Regions from separate parts of the Mus musculus genome. Here all the other regions are linked to region 1. Evidence: chromatin loops called from intact Hi-C (ENCODE). Cell type or tissue: heart. All regions are shown on one strand. Region 1 overlaps Slc22a15 (solute carrier family 22 (organic anion/cation transporter), member 15). Region 2 holds the start of Nhlh2 (nescient helix loop helix 2). Region 3 has its middle 25 kb from the start of Casq2.

Region 1 (8,000 bases):
CAATCCCCATCAAAATTCCAACTCAATTCTTCAACGAATTGGAAGGAGCAATTTGCAAATTTGTCTGGAATAACAAAAAACCTAGGATAGCAAAAAGTCTTCTCAAGGATAAAAGAACTTCTGGCGGAATCACCATGCCAGACCTAAAGCTTTACTACAGAGCAATTGTGATAAAAACTGCATGGTACTGGTATAGAGACAGACAAGTAGACCAATGGAATAGAATTGAAGATCCAGAAATGAACCCACACACCTATGGTCACTTGATCTTCGACAAGGGAGCTAAAACCATCCAGTGGAAGAAAGACAGCATTTTCAACAATTGGTGCTGGCACAACTGGTTGTTATCGTGTAGAAGAATGCGAATCGATCCATACTTATCTCCTTGTACTAAGGTCAAATCTAAGTGGATCAAGGAACTTCACATAAAACCAGAGACACTGAAACTTATAGAGGAGAAAGTGGGGAAAAGCCTTGAAGATATGGGCACAGGGGAAAAATTCCTGAACAGAACAGCAATGGCTTGTGCTGTAAGATCGAGAATCGACAAATGGGACCTAATGAAACTCCAAAGTTTCTGCAAGGCAAAAGACACCGTCAATAAGACAAAAAGACCACCAACAGATTGGGAAAGGATCTTTACCTATCCTAAATCAGATAGGGGACTAATATCCAACATATATAAAGAACTCAAGAAGGTGGACTTCAGAAAATCAAATAACCCCATTAAAAAATGGGGCTCAGAACTGAACAAAGAATTCTCACCTGAGGAATACCGAATGGCAGAGAAGCACTTGAAAAAATGTTCAACATCCTTAATCATCAGGGAAATGCAAATCAAAACAACCCTGAGATTCCACCTCACACCAGTCAGAATGGCTAAGATCAAAAATTCAGGTGACAGCAGATGCTGGCGAGGATGTGGAGAAAGAGGAACACTCCTCCATTGTTGGTGGGAGTGCAGGCTTGTACAACCACTCTGGAAATCAGTCTGGCGGTTCCTCAGAAAACTGGACATAGTACTACCGGAGGATCCAGCAATACCTCTCCTGGGCATATATCCAGAAGATGCCCCAACAGGTAAGAAGGACACATGCTCCACTATGTTCATAGCAGCCTTATTTATAATAGCCAGAAGCTGGAAAGAACCTAGATGCCCCTCAACAGAGGAATGGATACAGAAAATGTGGTACATCTACACAATGGAGTACTACTCAGCTATTAAAAAGAATGAATTTATGAAATTCCTAGCCAAATGGATGGACCTGGAGGGCATCATCCTGAGTGAGGTAACACATTCACAAAGAAACTCACACAATATGTATTCACTGATAAGTGGATATTAGCCCCAAACCTAGGATACCCAAGATATAAGATATAATTTGCTAAACACATGAAACTCAAGGAGAATGAAGACTGAAGTGTGGACACTATGCCCCTCCTTAGATTTGGGAACAAAACACCCATGGAAGGAGTTACAGAGACGGAGTTTGGAGCTGAGATGAAAGGATGGACCATGTAGAGACTGCCATAGCCAGGGACCCACCCCATAATCAGCATCCAAACGCTGACACCATTGCATACACTAGCAAGATTTTATTGAAAGGACGCAGATGTAGCTGTCTCTTGTGAGACTATGCCGGGGCCCAGCAAACACAGAAGTGGATGCTCACAGTCAGCTAATGGATGGATCATAGGGCTCCCAATGGAGGAGCTAGAGAAAGTAGCCAAGGAGCTAAAGGGATCTGCAACCCTATAGGTGGAACAACATTATGAGCTAACCAGTACCCCGGAGCTCTTGACTCTAGCTGCATATATATCAAAAGATGGCCTAGTCGGCCATCACTGGAAAGAGAGGCCCATTGGACTTGCAAACTTTATATGCCCCAGTACAGGGGAATACCAGGGCCAAAAAGGGGGAGTGGGTGGGCAGGGGAGTGGGGGTGGGTGGATATGGGGGACTTTTGGTATAGCATTGGAAATGTAAATGAGTTAAATACCTAATAAAAAATGGAAAAAAAAATTAAAAAAAAAAACATTTACATAGATGCATACAATAACAATAAAAAGAGGGCATGAATTTGAAGAGGGCTGGGGAGGGACATGACAGGAGGGAAGGTCTGGAAGGAGGTAAGGCAAGGGAGAAATGTAATTATAATTTCAAGAGAGTTTTAAAAATTAGTGACTTAGTTCTAAAGAGTAGAAATGGCATTCTCTCATAATTTTGACATTTAGATACATTTTTTTTCAATCATAAGGTCAATTTTGTTCCTGTATTGGTACAAAAGACTGTCAAGTAAATGAAAGTTTTTCTTCTTTTAAAAAGAATCTCCAAAAGTTATCAGTGCAAAGCTATAATCTAAAAGGCAGAGGTTTAGATATAGGTACTCTCCTAAGACAATATTTGAAGTCACATAGTATGTGCACGTGCGTGTGTGTGAGTGCATGTGCGCGTGTGCGATAGGGCTGTGTATGCAGGTGCTTGTGCCTGGTCATGTGGAGGCCAGAGACTGATAACTGTCTTCCTCTATTGCTCTCCACATTGTGATTTGAAAAGGGATCTGTCACTGAACCAGAACTGTTGCCACTTCCCCAGCAGAGGTGACAGACATACACTGTCATGCCTGGCTTCTTATGTAAATGCTGGAGAATTTGAAACCAGCAAGTGTTTCACTCTCTGAGCCACCTCCTCGGGCCCCCAGCCTTTATGCTGGTTACTTTATGTCAATATAGCACAAGCTAGAGCCATTTTGAAAAAGGGAACCTCAGCTAAGAAATGCCCCCACGGGGCTGGACCATTGGCAAGCTTGTGGCATACTTTCTTGGTTGTTGATTGATGGGCAGTGACACTCTGGGGCTGGTGGTCTTGGGCCCTGTAAGCAAACAGCTTGAGCAAGCCATAAAGAGGCAAGCCAATGACAGCACTCCCCCCATGGCCACTGCATGCAGGTTCCTTCCCCGAGTCCCTGCCCTAATTGCCTGGACTGCAGACTGCAAGAGTCAAGTGAAATAAACCCTTCCTCCCCAACTTGATTTTAGTCACGGTGTTTCATCATCGCGATAGAAACCCTACCTAACACAACCTAGTGAGATGGCTCAGTGGGTAAAGGAGTTCGCTGCCAAGCCCGATGACCTGAGTTCAGCCCCCAGGTGCCCCATGGAGGAAGGAGAGAACTACTCCTGCAAGTTTCTCTCTGAGCATGTGCGTATGGGCACCTGTGCTCGCACGCGTGCACGTGTGAATGCATATACACACAAAATCTTAAAATTGTAAAAATTTTAAACACTTCTTTTTTACTGTATGTGTGACCTTGGGAGGATGTTGGAATTATTAGAGATACAAAATATGGCCTCAATTTAGAAATTTGGCACCAGTAAGAAATGCCCCTACGATGCCCTCTATCGACCAGAGAGAACAGTAAGAACGAGGAAAGCCACGAAATGGAAGTCATTAGAATGAAGTAAGGGGCCTCAGGAGAAAGAGTTCCCTGCCCTTGCCCTGTTTCCCAGTGTCGGGGAGAAATTGATGAATGCTGTTCTGAGCAAATGGGCCACTCGCCACTGTCATCTGGCCACCTGTCTGTGAGGCAGACCCAGGGAAGAAAGACTCTCACCAGGGAATATGAACATCATGATCTCTGACACCTTGGAGCGCACATGTGAGAGGACAAGTGTGATGCAGGCTGAGCACCCTCAAATCCGAAAACCCCCAATCCCAAATGTCCTAAATTGGAAACGGTTGTAGAGGTGACACAATTCCTCAAGTGGAAAAAAAAAAATCCATTCTTTACCTGGACATGACGGTTTGAACCCAAAATAGAGACATTAAAAATGCCGCATAGCATCACCTTCAGGCTATGCGCATAAAGCAACTATGAAATGTAAATGCATTTTGTGTTTAGAATTGGGCCACATCTCCAAGGCATTATGCAGAAGAATGTGGAATCCGGAACACTTCGGGTTCCCAGCACTAGGGTACGGAATACCCTACTACACAGAAAACCACAGGGGAATGGAAGGGAAGGCGTGGCCACCCTTCACTGCTCTCTTCACCTGTAGATCGCAAGTGCCTCAAGTCCAAGTGTGTTTTCTGACTCTCACTGCAAAAGTGAAGCAGTACCTGCAAGTGCCCAGTAGGCGGTGCCCACGCACTCATTTAGCAAGACAAAGGCCACCAGGGACATCCCTCCATTCATCATGCCCACCAAGAAGCGAGTTACTGCAAAGAATTCATATGAGGGGGAAAATCCATTTGCGACAGCAAATAAGATGTCAAGAGCAAAACCTGGGGAGAGAGGAACAATATTCAATGACCCAGAAGCAAAACAGCATTTGGAGAAAATAATAAATTATATTCATCAGTTTGTAAAATAAACCTTTGTAAACTTAAATGCCCTGAGATATGGTTTTTTTTTCTACCAATTTGCCTTGAAAATGAGAAAGAAAAACCAAGGCCTGTTTTCTTTGTTTTACAATTTCTGTCAATCACACACCACTTTTCAGTTATATGTAATAATGCTAGGAATTGAAAATCCTCGTTCATATTCGGCCTGTCGAGACAGCTACGCCAGGTCCTATAGAGCTCATTTGAAATAAATCAACAGAGAAAAATACAGGCAATGGAAGGGAAGGCTGTGGCACTCCTTCGCTGCTCTCTTTAGGAGCAGGGCAGAGATTACAATTTGGGGGTTGCAGAAAGCACTGTCAAAAAAAAATGTCTTTAACAACAATATCTGGTCTTAGCCAGGTGAGCTCATTCCAAAAAACTGCTTGGCCGGAGTCGTCACGAGTGGCGCGTGGCTTCGCGCCAATGTAATAAACAGAAGCTCTCTGTCCACCTGCGAACTCACAGAGGACTTTCAGAAAATAACCCCCCCTTAGTATTTCCATAACAGTCCTGGGAAAATAAAGCCTCTTATTCAGTGTATGCATATGGCGACAGATTACCTGTGAGATAGACTTTTCTCCTTCCAAATCGATCTGAAAGCTGACCAAAGGAGATAACACCAACAAACACACCACTGAAGAAAGAGGAGCTGGCCGCGCTGACTTTGTAAGATCGGTTGGCAATTAAAAACCACTACAAGAAAAAGAAAGGAAGAAACAGAAAGGGGACAATTTAGGCCACAGACAGCAATATATGCAGTGAACTAAATTAGTCTTGTATACAGCCCAGACTGGGACACCTTACTGCATCAACCGCTATTAGCCAGAATCTGGTATAATATTCATCTTAGACCATATCCAAGCTTCAGAAATGCTGGAAGCCATTGCTGGAGTGGTTTATTTCCAGATTATTCTTCATATACTTCTAACAGAACGGAACACAGCATGTAAGTGCTAATTGCATATCTGATTGTTGACTGCGGCTTTATCCTGCATCCATGGCAGTCTTTGGAGAGGAGATGCATTGCTCCATTTCTGTTTTCTTGATGCCTGCACATCCCAGGGCACATTTGAAGTGACCAGTGAGTAATTCTTTCTTTTAACAGACTAGTGTGTTTAAAATTCCTTGAATATGTTTCTCAAAAAAAAAATTAAAATGGGAAATGGGGCTAAAGAGATGGTTCAGAGGTTAAAGATCACTTGGCTGGTCTTCCAGAGGACCCAGGTTTGATTCTCAGCACCCACATGACAGCTGACAACTGTTGGTAGCGCCAGTTGGTTCCAGGGATCCAATGCCATCCTTTGGGTTCTGAGGGCACTGCACAGACATCCGTGCAGTAGAAACATTCCGTGTGTGCTAGACTCATATACAGTGGAATATTATCCAACCTTTAAAGCTAACACAGTCGGATTCATGCTACAGCCCAGATAAACTCTGAAGACACTATAGTAAGTGAAACAAGCCAGGCATGAAGGAATAAATACTGCATAAAGCTAGTCACATGAGGTACCTGTAAGAGACAAAGATAAGGAGTAGTGGTTGCAGGGACTAGAGGAGGAGGAGCAAGAGAGCCACTGTTTAATGGAATCAGACTTTCCTCTAGAGATGGACAGTGGCAATGGCTGCAGGATAGTGTGAAGATACTCAAGGGCACAGAATTATACCCTTAACATTATTCTTTATGTTAAGTGGATAATGTCAGCTTTGCGCCATGCGTATTTACCACAACAGGAATTCCTAGAGTATGATTATCTATTGTAAGACAATCATGACCTTAGATTATGATCAGCACCATCTTCTGACACCCTGTCTAGGGATGCTTAGTAGTAGAGATCAGTACAGTATGTCACAGAGATAGCAACCTCGGAGGGTACAAGAATCTTCATATTTCATCTTCCCAGTGCCCTTGCAGGGTCACCCAAGGGCCCTTCTTATTGAGAATTCTCAAGTGGCACTGTTCTGGGCCGCCTGACTCTGTTTTTATGTTACCCCTTCTCTAGGCTCTGACACTATTCATTAGGGCCCCCAAAGCACATCTTCTCTCTCTCTCTCTCTCTCTCTCTCTCTCTCTCTCTCTCTCTCTCTCTCTCTCTCTCTCTTCTTGCTCTGTATCTCCTATAAGCCTGGACTGATGAAGGTCTAGACAAGACAGTCCTAAGGCTCATGACAGACAGGGTATAATATATGTCAGAATGTCATGTAAGAGTCATGAAGAGAGCTCTGGCACTTGGAGAAGAGTTTTGTTCTGTGAGAAGTTCATTTATTTTGGATACACCGGTAGGTCTGCAGAAGAATGTTCAGCTCAGGAGGAATGAGCGTGGCGACATATTCTGAAATGGACAAATGAGACAGTAGATGCCATGCTGTCCTGCAGAAGACAGCTCAGCATCCATCACAGGGTCAGCCCTGCCCCTGTGACAGACAGACAGGAGCAGATGGAATTACCCTCCTAATTCAGATACTTGTTATAGTCATCATGTTCTTAATGTTCATGCTTACATGCTTTTAAAAACTGGCTTGCAGCTCTAGCCTTCCTTTCTCTGTTCTTTAGGGATTGCCAATCTGTTTGCACGATGAAGGCACTTAGGTGGACACTGAGCTGGCTCTGTTAACCAGGGAGAAGTGAGTATTCCGTTGACTGTATTTACCAAATTTCTCATATCCACTAAAAAGGCTACAGTACTTACTATCCCTCAGCAACTGAATAGCTGTCAACTTGGACAATGATTTTAGGAAGAAATGGCCCAAGGGACAGTTAGCCAGCAAATTCCAAATCCTGATTCTCAGGCTGCCAGTTCCAAGTGTCAAAGTAATTTCTACTAATCTTTCTTCAAGTCAGTGTTGGTTAGGCCGTCACTTCTCCTGGAATTCATTCAAGAATGACCAGAAAAGCTGAAAAGCAGATTTTTTCCCCCCAATGCTAACTAGAGAATGGCTGGCTAGAAGATGAAGTATCTCCCTAGCAGAGTCCCATGAAATGGAGTGGCAGAGGCAGGCCATCGGCTGACAGACAGATTTCCACAACCCTGACCTGACTCTGTTTTATGTGTTTTGTCTTCAGTTTTTCTAAAGTATCATTTAAATTCTTATTACTTAGCTACCATGTGATCTAAAAGGTTTTACTTTGTCCAAACTCAACTAAGATAAAGTAAGACAGGATCCCTGTATCTTGAAGACGGTTCGCAGATTTAGCTACCTGGAGAGGGTTGGAAGACTAGATCAGTTGCTAGCTCATTCTCTTACCCAATGGTTGATATTTAGTGTCAGGATAAGAGCCAAACCAGGAAATCATCAGGACACAAGAAATTAAACTATAACAAATCAAAATATAATGATGACTCTGACATTTTCAAGAAACATTTTAATGAATCTTTAGATTTTAAAAATCAAAATGTATAAATCATTCAAGTCCTTATTGGCTGGAGATTATTAAAGTGGTTCTTCCCTCATTTTTTGTTAATGGCAGGCCAAATTTTAAAGCAATTAGAATGAATATTCTCTGTACACTAATTCATTTCAAATTGAAGAATTGCTTGCAAATCCAAAATATGAAGATCCCACTTTCTCTCCATGTATATTAATAGGAAAGAAACTCTTTTTTAAAAATTTTTTT
Region 2 (8,000 bases), 120 kb after region 1:
CCATGGTTTGAGCATCCTCTTTCCCATCCAACTCCCAACACGAGGGTGACCAGGGACACGGGCCACTCCTATCCTAGCAGCTGTGCTTTCTAGAGCTCAGGTAACAAAAGCCACCACAGTTTTCAGTCCATCTGCCCAAGCATCTAATTGAGCCAGACAGCTTGTGTGAGCTCTAGATGGTGAGGAGACATGAGTATCTGAGGGTGCGCATCTGTGTGTACATCTCTGTTGTGTGTTAGTGCTTAGTGTTGGCTGCTGCTAGCCAGGCTGGGAAACCTTCCTCTCTCCCACATCGTCACTCCTGGCTCCCACCAGCCCTGCAGGGAAGGGGCTTCTCTGCTTGCCCATCTCTATGCTTGGGGATACCTGGGTTGAGCAGAGGTGAGGCTGAGCAGCACTGGTACCATATTCCCTTCTTTCCCTCTACCCTGCCTATTCTGGCCCATTACCCTCCTGGAGCTGATGTGAACAAAGGCAAACAATATACATCACAGCCATGAGGAACCCAGAGGGCCACTCTCTAGGTGGGTAGCTCTACAGCCCTCCCCTGAGGACAATACCTCTTTATAGGACAAAGGTGATTATGAAGAGAAAGTGAAGGTTCTCCTCTCCACAAAAACTCACCTAGGAACAGGGAGACAGGAGGTTGGCTATTATTCTCTCATTTCCTCTAAGCTTAATCAATCTAAAAAAAAATAGTATTTGGGTGTGATGGTACATGCCTTTAATCCCAACACATGAGAAGCAGAAACAAGCATATCTCTATGAGTTTGAGGTCAGCCTGGTCTCCATGGTGAGGGTCAGGCCAGCCAGGGCTGCATAGTGAGACCTTGTCAAAAATACCAAAAAGAAAGAAAGACAGGAAGGAAGAAAGGAAGGAAGATAGACAGAAAGAAGACAGAATTAGTGGTATCACTGGCAATGTGTAAATAATAGCAAATAATATATAATTGATAGTGACTAACAGTAAATTTCCCTTAATTTTGTAAAACACATAAATTTGGGACTGGAGGTCATCTTAGGCAAAGGCATTGCATGCTAGAATACTTAATATTTACATTTTAGCACAATTACATTGCCACCCAGCTAAATATATTCACTCACGTGTTAGGATGGGCAAGAATAAAGTACTGTCTTTGCACATACTGTGTGTCATATTTTACAGCGAATAATGAACATGAGTAAATGGGTAAAGAAAAAGAAAACCAAACATAACTCAAAAAGTAGAATTATCTAGTGGTCTCTAACTACTTGGATTCTGCTCCTAATTCCACCAATGATTTAAACTAATGTGTCAAACGTCCTTTAAAATATCATCTATTAATAAGCTGGTCTCATAGTAGAACCTTTCTCCAAAACATCCATATGCTTAAATAATCATGATTAAAGCATCCTCTAAAAGACACTTCACTTTACATAAATGTTAGCATTGCCTGTCTGGATCGTTCACCTTAATTACAGTGTCATAGACAGAATATGCTTTCATGTGCCCAGCACAACTATTTTTCTAACTATTGATTTAAAAAAATGCTGGCTCACAAAATGCCAGAGGAATTTTCCATGTTCATATAGTGTCTACTTGCACTTAAATATTGCATCAATAATCTGAAAACAAGGAACCGCCTGTGTGGCCAGACGCTGTAGATGCTATGGCTTCTATCATGGGCTGCTTTCAACTGCTATATTTTATGGCACAGATTCAGTGGGAATCTGATCTGCTAAAATATTTGGGCTGTGAAAACTCCCACACTGTGACAGATGTCAAGTCCAATTAAGTGACTCGTGTCCAGGTTTCTGTCCAATAGGATTTCCCATTAAATATCAATTTAGGGGGAAAAAATTCCATCCCCCTTCTTAAGCCTTTATCTCTTCCACCATCTCCAGGCTAAATCAATTGGTACCAGAAGAGCCAAGAAGCCACACAGGCAGCTGCCTCTCCTCTCTGGCTCTCCCAAGCTCCCCTTTCTCTGCTTCCCTGTCACTGTTACTCCAGAAGACGTCCACTTCTCTCCAATCTCTCTCCAGCATCTCCAAGCTACTGACTATATACATTTCACCACAAGGTAAAGAGGGGAGGGAGTGGGGTAGGGTAGGGGGTGTAACCAAACCTTGAAAGACTTTGAAACTGCAAAATTGGCGTCTGCTTATACAACACAGAAGTAGATGAGGGACAAGACAGAGGCAACCTTAAGCCCTAGTTACTGTATTGTTGTTCCTGGGAACTGGGGAGACACCGGCTGAACAAAGCATTATCTTGAAGAAGAAGAGAAAAATCACTTCTGAGCCCCTTCCATCCCTGACCGCACTTCCCAGTTTCGCCCCAGCCCGATTAAGGGAAGGGAAGGAGTCCTCAAGGAATGGAATTTTATCTTAACCATCTTTCTTATTGATTATTCTGCTATTAGAAAGTGGAGGAATCGTCCCTTTGATGTGATTGTTTTTATCTCAGCATCTCTTTTGTTATTTATACAGCCCTTTGAGTGGGGAGGCGTGAGGTTTCAACACTTCGACTTATAAAGATCAACAACGAATTTTCCTGAAATGTTTAAGAACAGTTAAAAACAAACCAACAAACAAACAAACGGGCGTTTTCAATCCATCAACTAAGTGAACAACCATACACCCGCTAAGACACCGCCGCTCGTTGTGGTGGTCGGCGAGATGACAGCTGCTTTTTCATCTGCGAATGTAATAAATATTGGCTGCTTTTAATATTTGCCAGGATCTCTCCTCCTTGTTTCCTGGAATTTTAACTCTAAAAGATTGACGAAAAGATTATCGACAGGGCTCTTGCAAGGTAAGACATCTTCACGTCTCTTTTTCTTTAGATTAAGTTGAGTCATATTGTATTTTATAGATGTATTCCTCACACATGGTCATAGACTTAAATGCCCACGAGAAATACCATTTATGACTATTTAAATATCTGGAGGATTTAAACGCGTGGGGGGACAGCCCGGGAACTTTTTGTCCGATCTGTAACTATGTCGTGGTTTGCTATGATTTTTCTCCCTGTGTATTTCTACCTCTTCACGCCAACTGCGTAGGTGTGAGTTGTTTCACTTATAAACGTAGAGAAAAGCCTGGGGGGCGGGGGGAGCAGCATGCAGTTCGTTTGGTTCATTTATTGTTATTCTGAGGATCCGTTTTCCTTGCACGGAAAGCTGTTTCTGAGCTCAGGTCTCTCCTGGGCAAATTCGAGGCCAGGAGCCGAACCTACATCCCCTCCCTGGCTTTTGTTTCTCTGAAGCGAGGCTCTTACTCAGGAGCCTTGCCTGTGAGGGGCAAGGCGGGGTACAGAGGTCATAGCCCGGTCGTCCCTCCTGGTGGCGGAGGCCCAAAAGCTCAGCTCAGGCAGGTTTCTATCCCCATCTGCCCACCCAGATCACCCGCAAGCCCAGTGGTTCTCGAAGACGCGAAGGCCCTCGAGCTGCCGGCCCGAGGTGGCTTTTCCAGGAGGGCATCGTCTGGGGAAAGCCCGGCGCAGACACGGGGCCGCGGCCAGGCCTCCCTGGGCCGCCGGTGGGCTGCGGGGCTCCGGTCCCCTAAGCTCACGAACTTCACCCGCACAGATACAGCTTGCGCCCGGGGCGTCCCGCACTGGTGCCTCGGAGTCCATCCCTCTCTGGCCCTCCCCAGCCCCTTCGCCCGCAGCGACCTGGCCGCCTGCGTTTTCCCGGGAGGTAGTCGGCAGACTGCCGGGCATTGTGTGATCCACGTCCCTAGGTCCCCAATGTGTGTGGCAGTCTGCGTGACAGATGGTGCTCCGGGAGAGTATGAGGGCCGAGGAGTCAATTTTCTTTTGAAAGGACCGAACACATGTGTTCGGTCATTTCTTTATTATTTCGGAGAAACGCGGGGAGGGGACGGCAAGAAAGCCTTCCCGGCCTAGGTTCCAGGATGGGGTTCGCCCGCACCCCAGCGTAGCCCAGACCCTCAGGCGCTGGGAGTCTCCAGCTGCCTTGCCCTAGGCCCTCGGGTGGGAAGCACACTCTGCATCTCCATTAAAACCCAGATGCATCCATCCTTCGGGCATCCATCCCTTCGGGATCTTTCCTGTGTCTGGGAAGGGAACGGAGCAAGGGAGGCGGGAGAGAGCAGCTGATGTCTGGCCAGAGGAGACTCAAGATGTCAGCCGGCCCCAGAGGTCCACGGTTCTTCAGCCCCAGCGCCACTGGCCCCTCTGGCAGTCTTCTGTGTGGGTTCAGAATGCGCTTTGATACCCGCTCCTTGCCTCCCCACTTGCGTGGGCCTGAAACGAGGAGAGGACCAGTGTCCCCAGGTCCCCTCCTAGAAGTCCAGGTTTGCTAGGCCCTCGCCACTACTCCTTGCAAATCAAGAACCAGATTCCTTTTATTAACTGACTTTCTGACTCCCCATCAGCCTCCAAAATGATGCTGAGTCCGGACCAAGCCGCCGACTCAGATCACCCCAGCTCGACGCACTCGGACCCGGAGTCTCTGGGCGGCGCAGACACCAAGGTTCTGGGCAGCGTGTCGGACCTAGAGCCAGTGGAGGAGGCGGACGGCGACGGCAAGGGAGGCAGCCGGGCCGCGCTCTACCCGCACCCGCAGCAGCTGAGCCGCGAAGAAAAGCGCCGCCGCCGGCGCGCCACGGCCAAGTACCGATCGGCCCACGCCACCCGCGAGCGCATCCGAGTGGAGGCTTTCAACCTGGCCTTCGCCGAGCTCCGCAAACTACTACCCACGCTGCCTCCGGACAAGAAGCTCTCCAAGATCGAGATTCTGCGCTTGGCCATCTGCTACATCTCCTATCTCAACCATGTCCTGGACGTGTAGGGAGGGCTACGCCGCGGGAGGCCGCGGGTCCGGAAGACTGCCAAAGGCGACTCATCCGGACTGCCAGGCTAGAGGTTTGCCCAGAGACACTTGAACGCAGGAGAAAGCTTTGCAGCCTGTTCTTTCTAGTCATCAAGGCAACAGGAGAAGATTTCCCAGCCTGGGAGGTGGGGTTGGGTAGAAAGACCTGGGGCTTGCAAGGGGATTTTCCTGGCCAGAAAATCCTTCTGGAGGCACCTAGAATGAGATGCCCTGGGGCCTCCCCTCAGTGTGTTAGGACCCCCCGAGGGGGTGGTTGGTTTAAGCTACTGGAGGCTTTTCATTTCCCTGTATTTCTATCCTACACACCTTCACGTTCTGAAAGAATGAGGACAGCTTAGCCCAGGCTGATGGCTTCAAACTATGACTATCTGGGATTTTTCTAACTGACAAATCACCAAACCTTGGGGAGAAAAAAAAAGATGAAAATCTTTTCCATATCTAGATTAAGACACAGAAAGGTGTACCAGCAAACTTTTTGTTACCATGGCAAATGAAAAATTACATTCTAATCTAAATAAAATCCTGAATATTTGGTGAGGTTAAAAAAAATACATTCAGAACAGACAGACATACACTGTGGCAGGATTTGAGCTTGGTGAGACTTTAACCCCAAGATAGGACACTAAAGTAGATAGAAAAATCCATATTTAAATGGAAAATGTAACATCTGATTGCTTTTTCGGGCAAAATGCCCCTTTAAATATCCAAAAACACCCCGTCTATTTGTGACCTTAACATGTGGACTCATAGATGCAGTTAGAAAAAGACAACCTATTTTTATTTATGTTAGAAGGAGTAGAGTATTTTTTTCAAGACATTTATTTTTCAGAGTGGTGATAATTTTACTTTGGATACTCTGTGCCAATTTATTTATAGTCAAGTGTTTACACTCCCTCCCAACCCCCGTGAAATAATTGCGTCTAACTCTTTATGTGTTTGTTGAGATTATCTTGTGGTTTTGCCTCTTTTTTTTTCCTGATTATATTGCACTTGTACAAGAGAGTCCCTGCTTCCCCCTGTTTCTAAGCATATTTTATATATCAAGAAGTTGGTTCTTTGGTTGTGAGATCAGCAACACTAGCCCTTCACTATTATAGTTTTATAAAAAGTTAAGTGTTGTTATTCTTACCAGTAGTTTTGTCTGAAAAGTACTTTACTGTTTTTAAGGAGAGTAGCTCCTTTGTGTGTGTGCGTGACGTTTGTGCGTGGGATGATTTTAGGAAATTACATTATTTTCCTAAAAAAGAAACGAAAAAAGAATTCAGAACTACTTTCCTCTGTGACAACCAAAAAGAAAAGTCTATGACCTAGAAATGTTTCATGTTCTCAGCTGTGAAACTCTTAAAGTAAGAGGTGTATTTTAGAGACAAGGAAGAAAGAAGAAGAAGAAGAAGAAGAAGAAGAAGAAGAAGAAGAAGAAGAAGAAGAAGAAGAAGAACCACATCTGCTATCCAAAGATTTTAGTCTTTTTCAGGGTTTTTTTGTGTCTCTGTTGCTTTATATAATGCAATATTTTGTAGTGAAAATAGATATAACCTGGTTTCTACCTGACGAGTTTTTCATATCTCATGACTGGTGCGCTGTTTTGCATATAAATAAAGGTATCAGATTAAAGCTCTCCTCTTTATTTTAAGCATCTGTCTAGAAATCAAACATCCTGGCCAGGCGTGAAATGTCATAAGGGACTCAGTTCTTTAGAAAGGAGTTAGTTAAGCAAAAACACGAACAAAATTTTATACACATATAAAATTCGTATGCAGCCCAGCCTGGGATGGTATAGATCAGGTCTCGTCCATGAGGAAAAGCAGGGAGATGTGTCCATAAGAGCAGTACAGGGATCATAAGATGCCTTTTCTATCCTAAAAGGAACTTCGTAACTGTCTAACCCAAGCTCTTGGGAAAACTCGGGGCTAAGGAGGTGTCTGCATCCAGTGGCAGGGAAGATCAGGGAGTGGCCCCTACATCCATCAACCCAGCACCTGAGAGTTGGAGATGGGAGAACCAGAGGCTTAAGGTCATCTATCCTCAGCTATGCGGTGAAATTGAGGCCAGCCTGGGCTACGTGAGACCCTGCCCAAAAGAAAAAGGCAGTGAACAGACCCTTTTTGACAGCTTTCCCTCTGGGCACTTAAGCACAAAGCATGTGTCACTGAAACATCTAATTGGTACCCACGCTCAGCACCATGACACACTTGCCTTAAAACAACTTTTTATCAGGAACACTCATCTGCACAAACCTGGGTCTGGCATACTGTATAAGCAGAACCCATGAATAACTTGTAACTGTATTCCTGTATGTACATACGTATCTAGACTATTTGAACTATACCACACCAAATCTCCAGTTTCCATATTAAAAAGTGACTATATGGATTGTCAGTTTATGTCCACACAGTCTGTGGCTCATAGTGTTTTTTGGTTTTCTTCCAGGTTTCTTGTAGTAAGCTTCACCAAAACTTAGCAAGCAAGGTTTTGGTTTCTTCTATCTGGAGGTGTGGGGTTTGAAGTCCCTTCTGACCCAGGGTATGCAAAAGAACATCTTTCTTTTACTCCTCTTGGGACAAGGTCTTGGCCACAGCAGCAGTGGCTGTTCAGTCTATGGGCTGCGAAGACACCTGTGATCTGTGACACTATTGTAGCTGTGGGTGGCTCTAGGGAACAGGAGGAAGTGACAGCTCTCAGCCTTCACAGAGCCAGTCTAGGAAATACCTTGTGTTAAAGAAACTCCTAACCTCTGGAAAGCTTCCACAGACCTTGTCTTGCACTGAGTGAAATCTAACTGACCAACACAGCTCTCCCTTTTACACCTGAGAGGGATCCATTCGCTGACTTCCAGGGACCAAGTATGTCCTTGCGCTTGAAGTAGGACAAGGGGCACATCCCCAGGTACACAACCCTCAGGGTCCTAGAGGAGATCTTTACAAAGCTGTTTTGAATCCTCCAGGAAGAGACTAAAGTGTTGTGACTCTCCCTAGAGCAGAGCGTAACTGGCTTATCCCTTGAAGGTAGTAAGGATCCAGCACCATGAGGGTTGGGCAGACTGAGAGAAGATTCTCTGAATAATAATGGTGAGATAACTCACTCTCACAGTGACCATTTGCTGAGGACATACTGTGTGCCAGGAAATGTCCTAGATCCTAAAAACGTGAGATCGAATTA
Region 3 (8,000 bases), 160 kb after region 1:
AACCCACCATAGACGAGCTGCAGATGAGGGGGTGATCAGAAAGGGAATTACAAGGTTCCACAGCTAGGAAGGGTGGTTAGAAAAACGAGAAAGCCCAGGGGTGGAGACTCCCATGGAGATGGATTCCTTCATAGTAGTAGGGTGTAGTTGCTGCAGGGATTTGAAACCAGGACTGTGAAACTGTTTGTGTTGGTTGGGTTTTGTCAACTTGACCAACCCTAGACATCTCTGAGAAGAGGGAATCTTAATTTAGGAAGATGCCTCCATCAGATTGGCCTGTAGGCAAGTCTGTGGAAGCATTTTCTTGATTTGATGGATGTTGGAGTATGCAGTCCATGTGGAAATGCTACTCCTGGGTAGGTGGTCCCGGATGGTGTAAGAAAGCAGTCTGAGCAAGCCAAGGTAAGCACGTCAGCAAGAACTCCTCCAGAGCCTTCACTTTATTCAGTTCCTGCTTCTCGGTTCATTGCCCCTGGAGTCCCTTTCTTGACTCCTCTCAATGGTGGAGTGCGAGCTGAGAGTTGTAAGTTGAAAGAAACCCTCTCCTTCCCAAGTTTCTTTTGGCTTTAACACAGTTATGGAAACCCTAAGACACTGTCATCATTAGACCACTGAATATTGTTGTAAAAATATGGGGGTGGGGTAGGAGGGGAGCTGGAAAGATGATTCAGCAGTTAGAAGCACCTGCTGCTTGTGTAGAGGACCCTAGATCAGTTCCAAGCACCAATGCTATAGTTCACAATCATCTGTAACTCTAGCTCCAGGGCATCTGATGCCATCTTCTGACCTCCTTGTCTACCAGGAGTGAATTTGGGACACATGTATCCATGTAGGCAAAACACTCACACACATAAAAATTTAACTTAAAAAAATAATTTAAAGACAAAGAGAATTCAAGTTATAATCTCTGAGTGAATGGTGGTTGGGATATTAGTGAATATTAGGGTTCAGTGGGCCCCTCTGGGGGATTCCAGGCTCTTATGTCCCCGAAGAACTGGATAGGGACACACGGACATTAGCAGGAGCAGGGGCTGCTTATTAATAGATGGCACACTTGAGTCCAAGGAGGAAGATGTGGACCAGAACAAGGAGGTTAGTAGCACAAATGCAACGCTGTCCAAAGAATGGATCTCATATGTCACACATCTATCTGTCTTTTGAGTTTGTCTGCCAAACATGGGATTTCTTGATCATGCTTTGTCTTCTACATGTAGTTCTACATACAGTTTCATGCATCACGTGTCTCATTAGCACCTTAAATTTTCACCCGGGGGAATGTGCTTTGTTTGTTATGAGTCACAGGTCATCTTCAGACACAGGCATGGCTGCACTGGGCCAACCAGTTCTACTTAGCCTGAGCAAGGAGGGACGGTGAGGCATAGAGACATGGAGGGGCAGGATGGGAGGAAAGTTCCAGCCTTCCTCTTTTCCAACCAGCTTCTTCTCCTCTGTCAGTTCCATGGCCTTTGTGTGATGTCCTCTAGAGCTCACCTGGACCTCTTCTACAGTATTCTCTTGCCTCAGTTGAAAGCCCAAGGAAGACTGGAAGGCCTTGACTCTGGGCCACAGGGACCTCGTGTTGCTTTAGGGGTTAGCTGAAGTGGGCACATCCAAGTGGCATTCAGGATGGCTTGGTTCCTTCCATGTGTAGTTTGCTCAAATTCTCTCCACAGGAATTGTGACTCGCCAACTTGGTCTTTCTAGAACTCCAGATTCCCAATGTCCTATATCTGACTACTACAGCCCTGCTCTCAAAGAGTCTCTCCTTTATCTTTCACCTAAGAGAGGTTTTCAGTAACACGTTAGATGCCCCCTGTGCTCATTGCCCCGTGCAGCTCCCCACTCCTAACTCAGAATCCTGACTCCCAAACAACAGACAGTTCCTTAAACAGTTTGATCTGCTGTAAAGCAGACTACTCACCAAGATCCAGCCATTCACTGTAGACGGTCTCTTTAGTTACCATATGACAATGATAAAAGTCACAGCTGTCACTCATGTTGCTTTAGGGGTTAGATGAAGTTGACACATCCAAGTGGCCATAGCAGGAGACAGCCCAGAACTGCCAGCAGTAACCTAAAGAGGCCCCCTTCATCTTTTAGGGACCTTGGCTTAGGTGAAGCCAGGTTGTTGACTTTGCCAGAGAAGAGTTTTGAGATTAGGAAGCATGAAGAAGGGTCAGACTTATTGAAAGACATTTTACCATGGCTCTGAGCACAGGGGTTAGGAGAAGTGCACAGGGAGGAGAGTAAGTATGAGAATGGCCTTTGGCGTGGCCTTTGCTTGTCACAGTGGTGACTGGATGCAGAGTTTTGGTAGCTTTGGGGGTTTCATTGTCCCGTGGGTTTCTAAAGGACTCTCCTTGCTTCTACCTCCACTGCCATTTGATTGTTGAGATTAAATGGTGGCTCCAAAGGTGCCTTAGATGCCATTGTAACCAGATAATATAAAACCAGGAACCACTAGGGGGCGAGGACATGTGCTGTTACTGTAAATAGGGTTTCCGGTGAGTCTTAGACAATTAAGGTTTACAGACTGAAGGAGAAAAAGAAGCCTGGAGTAGCCTTTAGTTGTGTGTGTTGGAGTTCTTGGTTCTTAACAGGACGTAGGCTTCAGGCAGACTTTGGGGTCCCTATGACTTTCGCTGCCTTCCCACCAGCACTACAAACCCTTCCCCAGTGTCTGGGCACACAGCAAGAGCTTCGTGAGTGTCTGCAGAGCTTTCCTGTTGATACAGGCTCACAGCCACACCCTGATAGCCTTTTCTGAAAGTATTCTCCTTCGGTTTGTTCACAATGTGACCTAAGCTCCAGGAACCATATCTGCCACACAGAAGGGATATTTTCCTATAAAAGCCCCATGACCCTTTACTTTCAGACAGGTGCTGCTGACACATGCAGCCCCATAGCCTCACTGTGAACTGGCTTGTTCCAGAACATTCTTGGCCCTTCAATCTCAACCCAGCCTGTCCTTCCACTGTGCTTACCACAGTCCTTCACAGAGAGCCTTCTGGGTACTAGGATCACCTGCCACTGTCCCAGCATCCAGAGAGGGTTACCTGTCCTTCCCACCTTGAGGCATTGGGCTTTCTGCCTCTTTGGGTTGTCCCTCTGTGCATAATAAAGGCCAGCCATTCTTGGTAAGACAGTGACAGGTAGTTCTTCTGTGAAGCCTTTCAGAGTTACCCCTTCCCACTCCTGGGTCCCCACTGTGAGAACACCTGTTTGTCTGTCTCTATTTTGAGAGCTCCTGATGTGGTACTGTTCTCAGTCTGGTTTGAAGATTTTTATTTATGTGCATTTGTGTGCACCTATGTGTGGGTATGCACAGGAGCATGCACACACACACACACACACACACACACACACACACTCGACGATGCTTTCAAAGGCAGAAGGTTATGGGGCCTCCTGGAGCTAGCGTTACAGGCAGTTGTGAGCTGCCAAATGTGGGTGCTGGGAATCCAACTCAGGTCCTCTGTAGTAGCAGTGGGAGCAGACTGAGTCTGCTCAGTGATGACTCCAGCACCACCTGCTTTTGCATTCTGTTCTGTTTGCTTTCTTTCTTTCTTTCTTTCTTTCTTTCTTTCTTTCTTTCTTTCTTTCTTTCTTTCTTCACAATGTCTCCTGTAACCCAGGTAAACTTCAAGTTCACTATTCAGCTGAGAATGGCCTTGAACTTCTGATCTTCCTGTTTCTGCTTTCCGAATGCTAAGATTACAGGCAATCACCACTATGCCCAGCTTGTTACCAAAAATTGTAATCCAAAAGCTTGGATTCCAGCAACCACCACGGGCTACCGTTGCCTGCCTATCCCTGACTTGTCAATTAAAGAGACTGGTAACAGAAAGAATTAGTGGGGATTTGTTCAATATGGCCACTTAGGAAATATGAATAAATAATAGGATCCAATGTGCCCAAGACTATCTGTCAGGGACAGGGGTTTAGGTTTAAATAGAGGACAAGAGGTATATCTGAGCAGTCCTGGTCAAGGGGTGGCCCCGCCCATCACTGACCCTCATAGCTCAGCTCCGGTATTTTAGGTATTTCAAGGTGGTAGGAAGTTGATTGACAGCTAAGCTATTAATTGCTGGGGCAGCAGACTTGTCTTCATGAAAACTTGGCCACATTTGGTGAAGTGAGAGGTATCCTGAGCAGTTTCACTCTTCAAGGTGACTCAAGAGGAAAGGTGACAAGGTTTGGGGAGTTAGTTCACTGGCGCAGAGTTAGCACAGGAACACACGGAGTCAGCTCTGAAAATAAGTGAGTTCTTGGAAGCCAACAGGAAAGGACAACAGCTTATCTCTGTGACGACAGTCTAAGTACAGGCATGAAAGGAAGGCAGAGATACCAGGTCTGTAGGTCTGAATGGAGCCAGCGCTCTCCCCCCCCCCCCCCCCCCAAAAATAACCAGCATCTTCAGGTGTCTGTTTCAAGACGTCTGGTTTGCCCGAAGTTCCAAACCTAAAGTTTCTCTCATGGAAGCCCCCTCAGAAGTGTTCGCAGAGAGTTCTAGCTAGATTTGTTAAACTCCTGAACAGAGGAGGAGACAGCCTGAGGAAATCCAAGGATCCCCTTAAGGAAAGGGTAGACCTGAGGTCTGGAGACAGGATCGGGTCAGTGCACCCCGCCCCCTGTTGGAGAGAGGAAGAACTGCAAGCGGCTTTGGGCTGGAATCTGGAGGCCTAAGTGAATTAATTGAATGGCAGCTAGCCCAGCCCTGGAGAGGTGCTGGAAGGAGTGGAGTTCGCCCTGGACCTCTCCTCTGCCTCCCGCGCAGCAGTCCACATCTGTCCTGGGACAGGCACACAGACTGTGTAATCAGGCTCAGCTGGTAATCAGGGAAGTGCCGAACAGACGCTAGACGAAATTATCTCCCTGTCCCAGACAAAGTGGCCTTGCAGATGAGGGTTAAAACCAGACATGGTAGAAAAAACAAAGGAAGGAGAGTGGCAGCTGCTAAGGAACACCTGGCCGGTGGCCGGCTCCCAACTGTCTGCATTCACCCACAGAGCCTCCGAAGCCAGGGTGGGTTACCAAGGGAAGGGGGACTTCAGACCAGTGGCGTTTGGTGCCAGAATCATTGTTACAGGAGGAATAGCCTAGACCCACAGTTGCAAGAGAGGAGAGCAGAATCAGTTTCCGGCAAATGGCCAGCTGTGTAAATGAGCATGGAAACGTGCTCCCATTTCACTGAGGGGACTGTGCTCCCACTTTCAACGTGCAGATGGTATTAGCTTTCCCCCACCCTCTTCCCAGGATAAGAGTCCATTTCTATTCCTGTACTTGTGACATTGGGGTCTTCAGAAGGGACTTTGCAAGTGTTACTTGAAGCTTCCGAGTTCACAGGCTGTGGCAGAGGGGGTTTAGGGGGAAATAATCTTAGGAACTATAGAGATTGTGTGGAAGACGGAGAGCTCTAATACTTCGAGGGAGACATGCCTGGCCCATTCCGTAAGGGCTCTGTGTCAGGCACAGTGCTGGGCACATGGTGTTGAGCCAAAGTGAGCTGAGCAAGTTTTTGTCCTCACAAAGCTTCCTGTCATTGGGTACTGGGCGTGGCGGGAGCAAATGCTCACACAATGTAAAACTGCACCTGTTCAGTATTAGGAAGAAGGGATGGGAGTGTCTCTGGAGTAGACTTGATCCTGCTAGGGAAGGCCACAGAGAAGGTGGCAAGTGTGCTGAAGGGGAAGACAGGTGAATTAGCCAGTCCTGGAGAGAGAGGACCAGGAGTGTCCCAGCCGCTGGGCGGGCGGGGTGGGGGTGCAGGGCAGGGGCAGGCACAGCAGCTGCAGGTGGGTGGGGCTTGTTCTCAGGTGTGTGTTAATGTGCGGTTCAGCCTTAGCTGCACTATCTACCCTAGTTTATAACACTCCGGCTTGAGGCCACTGAATACAGGATTGAAAAATTTTTTAAAAAAATAAAATAAAAAAATAAAAATAAAAAAAGCCAGCAGTAAAAGGTTTCAGAACACACAGTGACCAAAAGCAGACTCAAAAGCAGGCACATAGTGAGTCTGAGCTGGGTCTGGTGCTGCTTGCCTCTGTTGCACTGCAACCTTGCTGCAGTTTTGGTTCTAAAGCAGACTTTGCACTGTGCCTGCCATGAAGCCACGTGAGGCTGTGAGTCTGCCTGAACCACCTCTGCTGAGGCTCCAGGCGCCTGTGTGTTACAGACTAAGAACGCTCTGCTTTAAGGGCAATGTTTTCTACCCTTCAGGAAACAACATGATCTAGTTATGCAAGCAGACTTTGGGTATTTTCTTACTGTAGTTCTCCAGCTTGCATAGAATATACAATAAGGTTGTGTTTGGGATGTATTGTGTTCAAGTATTTAATTAAAGAAAACTGTTTCAGTCACTGAGTTTTGGCTTTGGACTAGGACAGAAATTCCAGCACCTTCAGAAATGACCCTAAACATCCTTCTGCCGTTTCGTACTTTGCACTGTGCAAAGCGTTAGCCTTATCATTGAATATTATAAAACAAAAGCACAGGTCAATTCTGACCAACGGTGAAGATGCTCTGTGTCCAGCAGTGTCGAATATTCGTCTAAGATTTACTTCTTTAATTAAAAAAGGCACGCCTCATCAGTATGCAGATATGTGTTTATCTTTATACAGGACAAAATTATATGTATGCCAATTGTTTAAAAGTATGTTTCTTTATAATTTGTTATCAGTAAATGTTTGATTTATACTCTTCTTTTATATATTTGTATATCTTGAGTCATGGAAAATTTTTTCTGAGGCAAAAAAGGATTGAAAGTGGAAAAGCTTAAGGAGCCTGATTGCACCATAATAGTGTTTACAGCACGAAGGTGGGGGCCAGAGGCAGGTAACATCAGTGGAACTGCAGGAAACCACCACAGCCGTGGAGCAAAACTAGCTACAGTGGCTACTGAGTACTGGGCCACTTCTTAGAATTGTGATAGCAGGCGCTGACAGATTCAGTTGGCACGATGGCATGGGACAAGTCCTGCCCACACTGCTCTGGTGCTGATCCAGGCCACGTCTACCTGGTTCTTACTGGCCAGATAGTTCAGCGAAACCCTCTGCTGAAGGAGAAGTTTGCCACCCTACTCAGGAATTAAAAAAAAAACAAAACAAAAAACCCAGAACCCTTGCCATAACAACAAGAGAGCATGGGGCACTCAGGGTTTTAAGCTTTTCCCCACTTGCTATCCCTTTTTCCAACTTTTACTGATAACAGATTGCAAAGACATCTATTTTAAACAATTGATTGCTGACCATGCAATTTTACCCTTTATTAAGGCCACAAGCAAATTTGCATGGTGATGAAACGGGTGAGCTTATTTTCACATAAAAAATTAAGCCGTAGTTAATAGTCTGGAGGACATTGCAGAGGGTGTGCCAGCGGCTGGTGATCCTGGCTCAGCTTAGCCAGGTCTTTTCCATGTATCATACTGAGGTCTGACTGCAGGCAACTGTGACCAAGGCTAGCTAGTTCTTCTCAGGACAGGTCACTGGACACAAAGCCAAGCCTGTTTACATTATGTCCACTAACATTCCATGGTGTGAAAAAAAAGTCACCAATGGGTCAGGAAGTGAAGGTTCCACCCACAGTGGGAAGGGACAGGAGATGAGTGTTTGCTGTACAATAATCCCTGAGACCACACCAGTCACAGGAGCAGCGCAGTCTGGAACAGGCATTTCAACCGCCCACCCTTTCCTTCTTGTTCTCCCTAAACATTAAATTCTTCCTGAGAACATTAGGTTGCCTCAGTTGTGCTGTGAAGGATGAAAGGGAACAAGTCTGTCCACCATTGAACCTGAGCATTAAGTGGAAGTGAACGTGCTTGAGTCCCAAGTGGGAGATGGAACTCAGGGGACCATTTTCTAAGAAATCCTGTCGGAGAGCCACAGTCCTCAGGGCTTTCCTTCCCAGCACTCCTCCCGTTGGGCTCTGGGGTTGCATACAGAGTTCAGTTTCAGAAGAAGTCAGTTTCCTTGAAGTGCGTGCAATGAGTCAGATGACAGTAT

The links. Peaks named below come from ENCODE experiments on the same cell type or tissue, not always from the same donor. Only the 100,000 strongest peaks of a DNase experiment are listed, where the experiment ranks them.
Region 2: a loop joins it to region 1, with 2.3 times the contacts of the local background. A loop is called at or near these places in 2 of 42 quality-filtered maps.
Region 3: it touches region 1 in a loop (6-fold over the local background); 16 of 42 quality-filtered maps call a loop at or near these places.

What each region holds. Positions count from the first base shown.
Region 1 is chr3:101,892,990-101,900,989 of GRCm38, forward strand. Slc22a15 (solute carrier family 22 (organic anion/cation transporter), member 15) reads right to left here. Exons shown (of 12, transcript NM_001039371.2): 3 at 4,948-5,080; 4 at 4,121-4,285. Among named protein-coding and RNA genes, the nearest start is that of Slc22a15, 27 kb to the right of the region's middle. In heart, a CTCF peak has its summit at 4,137; a DNase peak (open chromatin) is centred at 4,132.
Region 2 is chr3:102,008,263-102,016,262 of GRCm38, forward strand. It overlaps Nhlh2 (nescient helix loop helix 2), which reads left to right and starts at 1,883. Exons shown (of 3, transcript NM_178777.3): 1 at 1,883-2,063; 2 at 2,473-2,797; 3 at 4,384-7,230. The coding sequence starts at 4,392. The coding sequence ends at 4,799. In heart, no CTCF peak of the experiment used is centred here; no DNase peak of the experiment used is centred here; H3K4me3 peaks cover 2,569 bases; H3K27ac peaks cover 939 bases; H3K27me3 peaks cover 4,791 bases.
Region 3 is chr3:102,057,817-102,065,816 of GRCm38, forward strand. No RefSeq gene overlaps it. Among named protein-coding and RNA genes, the nearest start is that of Casq2, 25 kb to the right of the region's middle. In heart, CTCF peaks have their summits at 2,475 (motif pointing right) and 4,643 (motif pointing left); DNase peaks (open chromatin) are centred at 4,685 and 6,935; H3K4me3 peaks cover 723 bases; H3K27ac peaks cover 5,662 bases.